2 separate regions of the Homo sapiens genome follow, and region 2 is linked to region 1. The links are chromatin contacts, found by Hi-C in ENCODE. All regions are on one chromosome and are shown on one strand. The core of a region is the stretch at or near the end of the contact, and the rest is flanking DNA. Distances in the headings are between cores, read along the strand shown.

What was found. A loop is a pair of places that touch in the nucleus more often than their neighbours do. Pooled maps may share reads with other maps.
Region 2: a loop to region 1 is called in a map with no recorded cell type, with 8 times the contacts of the local background. The contact joins two enhancer-like sites. A Hi-C loop is called at or near these places in 1 of 168 maps with a recorded cell type or tissue (naive thymus-derived CD4-positive, alpha-beta T cell), 2 of 37 single-sample maps with no recorded cell type and 7 of 50 pooled maps.

The regions. Positions count from the first base shown.
Region 1 is chr5:159,411,013-159,413,774 of GRCh38, reverse strand. No RefSeq gene overlaps it. Among named protein-coding and RNA genes, the nearest start is that of LINC01845, 54 kb to the left of the region's middle. Within about 2 kb of position 1,379, at least 2 of the 41 ENCODE cell types and tissues checked have a DNase peak (open chromatin) inside an H3K27ac peak, as active enhancers do.
Region 2 is chr5:157,594,931-157,598,006 of GRCh38, reverse strand. No RefSeq gene overlaps it. Among named protein-coding and RNA genes, the nearest start is that of ADAM19, 21 kb to the right of the region's middle. Within about 2 kb of position 1,391, at least 5 of the 41 ENCODE cell types and tissues checked have a DNase peak (open chromatin) inside an H3K27ac peak, as active enhancers do.

The DNA.
Region 1 (2,762 bases), core at 130-2,629:
GAGTGCAGTGGATCAATCATAGGTCATTGCAGGCTCAAACTCCTGGATTCAATCAATCCTCCCACCTCAGCCTCCCAAAAGTACCAGGACTATAGGCATGAGCCACCACACCTAGATTTGTGCATTTGCATTTTTGTTATATGTTGTCAAATTGCCCTCTACAGAGATTATACCAGTTTACTCACCACAATCAAAGTTTAAGTGCGTCTTTCCCTCAGCCGCTTCTATACACTGTTATCAAATCTTGGGTATGGACCGATTTGGCAGATTTTTGAAATGCTATCTCAATGTGAAGGGGGTTTTTTTAGTGAATTTTTTTTTTTTTTTTTTTTTTTAGAGACGGAGTCTCACTGTGTTACCCAGGCTGGCCTCTAACTCCTGGGTTCAAGCCGCCCTCCCACCTCAGCCTCCTAAGTAGCTAGGGCTACAGGAATGCACCACTGCACCCAGCTTCAATGTGGTTTGAATTTTTATTACTCTTTTTTTAATGAATCTTTTCTGATGGTTAATAGCCATTTGTATTTTTTTCTCCGTAAATTAATACTTTAAGCTCTTTCTCATATACGTAAATTTTTAAAACATGCATACTGATTGTTTATAGCCATGAACATGCATAATGAAGGGTGGGAGAGAAACTCTAACCTCAATTGAGAGGCTGCTGCTGGCAAGGATGGCAGGCGGGTGGGACAGGGCAGACAGCAGAGACACAAAGGGATTATCGATGAGGGGGTAACATTTTATTTCTTTAAAAAAAAAGCACATGAAGCAAGAAAGAAAATTGAAAAAAAAAAAAAGGAAGCAAGGGAGGGAAAGAGAAGACAAGCTTTAAAATCAGTAAAGCTGGGCTTGAATCTCAGCCACAACACATGCTCTGTGGCCTTTCAAAGCTCTCATAACCTCTCTCATTCTCAATTTCCGCATCTCTAGGATGTAGAGAATTTAATGACTAAAGATAATCCATGTAAAACCATGATTAGCACATCATTGTTGCTAAACAGTCATATTACATTGTTAATTTGATTATTATTCAAATGTATATGATGCCTCAAGCCAAGAGAAAGGGTCTGGTGGCTTTTCCTGGCTCAACTACCTTTTTCCTGTTAGGTTTCCCCAGGGGGTAGCCTCTTGTTGGTGACATCATGCCAGCGGTTTCACCCTCTCTTGACTATTTTCCAAATGTCCTCCCCAGAGCTGCCCCTGTTGGTGTAACTGGCGTGACTGAGAGAAGCAAGGATGTGCTTGGGGTAGGGCTGGGAGGGGGAGTTTCCTCTGTGTCGCAACCACTGTTTCCAAAAGCTGTGACCTCTGTTAGCTGTGAGATTTTGTCTTCCTGTTGTGGCAACATCTGTAGAACCACATCCATGGTTTACCTGCAGCCTAAAACGCCCTGGCCTCGGAGGAAGCTAACACCTCTTTCTCCTTAGTTTGCATTACCTCAACAAGCAGTAGGCTGCCCCACCACACCCACCACACCCCAAAGCTTCTTGATGCCTTGTTTTTCCAAAGCCTCAGAGACACAGAAAAGTTATTCCTTTGCTGTAAACTCCTTTTATCAGAACAGAAATGATTAGAGCAATGAATTTGGTACACACCTTTTTCCCATCTTTGAATTATTTTCTGAGTTGAAATGGTTTCTATTCTTTTTCATTATTTTGATCCTAAAACATCAGAACACTAGAAAGGAGAGAAGAGACAAAGGAAGAAAAAGAAAAAAAGAGGATTGCCGAGGCAGAAAGAAGAAAAAAAATAGGGTTGAAACAGATGGTGTCCTGCCAGAGTCACCTCTTAGGCCCTGGAGACAAGCTCCAGAAATAATCTAAAGGCCTACGTTGGACACCAGGTCCTTCCTTAGTGGCTGAACCTTTGCTCTCAGAGACCAAATAGCTCTTGTATAGCTAATGCCCAGCTATAAGTGAGAGAATGCTGGGTGAGCTTAAAGGAACACCCCTTCTAATAACATCTGGAAGCTTCACCAAACCAGCAAAGACAATGTCCTTCAATTATAATTGCAGCGATGAACCAATAACCCATCAACCAAATCATGAACATCATGGAGAAAGGAATTACTGTTTTTCACAGAGGTGAAGATCGCTTTATCTTTGGCAGAACTGATCTGAAGGGAAATTGTAAGAGACATGAAATTTAACTTTCCTGGCATTTGTGAATATTTCTTCTTTTAATAACCTGGATTCCATGAAACCAGGAACCTCTTTCTGTAGCATCCCTTGCAGGCCTGCCATCACATTTACTGCCAGTGCCTCACCTCTCTTGCCTTCATCCAAATTTCCCTTTCATTGGCCTAGTTTTCTGGAGCTCTTTGCTGGGAGACAGACAACTGCCTGTTCTGAGAAACCATTCCATTCTAAAGTGATAATGGATGCTGCAATAGGTAGAATAATAACCCCTCCAAATATATCCATGACCTAATCCCCAGAATCTTTGAATATGTTACGACATAGCAAAGGGGACTGTGCAAATGAGATTAAGGTTAAGTACTCTGAGATTATCCCGCATTACCCAGGACAGCCTAATCCAACCACGAGTCCTTAAAAACGGGGTCAGTTTCCTTAAAAATGAGTCAGAGAGGTGAGAGGAAAGAAGAGTTTCTGACTTTGAAGATGGCAGAATTGGGCGTGAGTCAAGGAATTCGGGTGGCCTCTAGAAGCTGGGAATGTCCCTCAGTGATAGCCAGCAAGGAAACAACATCTCAGTCCTACAACCAGAGGAAATGAATTTTGCCAGCGACCTGAATGCGCAAGGAA
Region 2 (3,076 bases), core at 142-2,641, 1.8 Mb after region 1:
CGGCTCACTGCAACCTCCGCCTCCTGGGTTCAAGTAATTTTCCTGTCTCAGCCTCCTGAGTAGCTGGGATTACAGGTATGCACCACCACATCCGGCTAATTTTTGTATTTTTAGTACAGATGGGGTTTCGGCATGTTGGCCAGGCTGGTCTCTAACTCCTGACCTCAGGTGATCCGCCTGCCTCGGCCTCCCAAAATGCTGGGATTACAGGCGTGAGCCACCGTACCCGGTCTATGTGCACTCTTTTAGTATGTTTGTGGCACTTCAATTAGAGTTAAAAAAATAAATAACGCTTCAATGAACATCCTGATAGCTATGTTTTTGCAGAAATTCCTGTTATTTTCTTTTGACTGAATTTCTAGAAGTGGAATTGCTGAATAACATGGTTCAAACATTTGTATAGCTTTCAATGTCTCTTATCAACTCTCCAGGGGCTGCTTTTATCTCCTTGTACTTAGCACTTGACACCGTCTAACAGATGTTTGTTGAATGGGTGAATGAATGAAGGCCTTCTTTCAGGTCCTGGAATGAATAGAGGCCTTTCAAGCCTGAGAATGGTGGCTGTCTCTGCCACCTGAAACTTTCTTCCCTCTGTTCTTCATACCAACCACAAACTCTCAGCTCAAAAAACAACTCAAGAGAGCCTTACCCCACCATGCTGTCTAAAGTAGTCCTCCTTTCTCATTCTCTCTTTTAGCATCAATTGTTTACAAATATCAATGTGTAATTATTATATTTTATGTATATGTGTATTTGCTCACTTGCTTACTGTCATCTTTCCCACTAGATGCTAAGTACCGTGAAGATAGGAATGACATGTGTCTTTGTCCACTCTTATAATCCCAGCAGCTAGCACAGTGCCTAGAATGGAGGAGGCCTTTGCATGATTGAGATATTTTCAGTCACAAGTGACAGACCTCTAACTCAGACTAGCTTGAGCAAAAAAGAAAATTATTGGCTCATGTAGTTGAAAAGTTGAGGCGGCTGACTTCAGGCATGGCTAAATCCACAGGTTCAAATAATAATACTAGGACCTTGTCTCTCTCTTTCTCCATACCTCTTACCACTGTTTGACTTCATTTTTTAGACAGGTTCTTTCCTGACATGGCAGCAAGAAGACAACTCATAGCTCCAAACTTATATTGCTTACCATCTCAGACGAGAAGAAAGCAAATTTTTGATAGAGCTGTCAAGAGTCTTGGGGAAGATGCCCATTGGTCCAGCTTAGGGCCATATACCCATCACTGAGCCAAGCACAGTGGGTTTAATGATGCAGTTCTACACCCAGGCGTTGTGTTCTTGACTATTCCTGAGCAGTGGTTGGGGAGGAGAGGAAGATCCACCCACTCAGACCACAAGAGCAGATGTGAGCAAGGGCTGACTTATTTGCCTAATTCTCACTTCAACTTACCACTCAACCAGCTGCAGGAACTCGACTTTCTGAGTGTGTGCAGCCATTAACCTAAAACTAGGCAGTCGAGACCTACAGGTCTTCGAGCTGTTCTCTGGCTAAGTGGAGCCAGCTGAAATTAAGTGCTTTATTGATTGCCATTTTAAACAATAATTTCAACTTTCATTTTAGATTCAGGGGTACATGTGCAGGTTTGTTACATGGGTATATTGCATGATGCTGAGGTTTGGGATGTGAATGATCCCATTACCCGGGTAGTAAGCATGGTATCCAATAGCTTTTTTTTCAACCCTTGCCCCACCGCTTCCCCCTCTAGTAGTCCCCGTTGTCTATTGTTTCCATATTTATGTCCATATGCACTCAATGTTTAGCTCCCACTTATTTATGAGAACATGCAGTATTTGGTTTTCTGTTCCTGTGTTAATTTGCTTAGGATAATGGCCTCCAGCTGCATCCATGTTGCTGCAAAGAACATTATTTCATTCTTTTTTATAGCTGCATAGTATTTCATGGTGTATATGGACCACATTATCTTTATCCAATTTACCACTGGTGGGCACCTAGGTTAGTTGATTCCATGTCTTTGCTATTGTGAATAGCACCGCAATGAACATGTGAGTGTATGTGTCTTTTTGGTAGAATGATTTATTTTCTTTTGGATATATACCCAGTAATGGAATTGCTGGGTTGATGGTAGTTCTATTTAAGTCCTTTGAGAAATCTCCAAACTGCTTTCCACGGTGGCTGAGCTAATTTACATTCCCACCAGCAATGTATAAGCATTCCGTTTTCTCCACAGCCTTGCCAGCATCTGTTGTTTTCTGACTTTTTAATAATAGCCATTCTGACTAGAGTGTGGTATCTCATCGTAGTTTTGATTTGCATTTCTCTGATGATTAGGGATGTTGAGCTGATTGCCATTTTCAATTGGGTAGTATATTGCTGGGTTTTTCCTGAATGCTTTTGCCTCTGCAGTTTATTTAGGGGTTTAGGTGGAGATCTGTCCTTTGTAACAAACATAGGGGTGGAGTTCATATATAAGATTTTTTCCTTTCACAATCCTTATTCTAAATGGGTCTGTTTATACAAGTTTCTTGATCTGTTTAAAGATCACACCCCCACTCTTCCCGTTTTATCCACATCCTTCTCCTGCTTCAACCAGATCAACCCAAAGTTGACTGAGCTAAGTGAAAAACAGGAATTTTCATATTGGTATGCAGGGGTATATCAGATACATAAACTTGCTGGCAGCCTTAGTATTCACAGCCTTGCAGACTCACCACTTCAGACTTTTAATCTGGTTCCCTTTTCAGGATTTGTCCATGACCTTGAGGAAGTCAATTTCCTCTTTCTGGACCTTAGTAGCCCTAGCTATAAAATGAAATGGTGACCCTATCTGCAGGGCAAGATGGTTTCTAAAGTATCCCCTAGGTTTCTGATTCTGGAATTACCTCCTCCTCTCCTTAGCAATCTGGTGATGAGAGGGTCACCTTTAAGTGTGGATTCCAAACTTTGAGGTGGCTGCAAAACAGTTACATGATATGTGGGTCCCAATGCAAAACGAAAATGTGAGACCCTCTTCTCCAAAAATTATTAAGAATTGCAAAATGGCAATACCAGAGCATTAAATCAAGTGTGAGGCTCTCCTGAGAATGATGCCCTGTG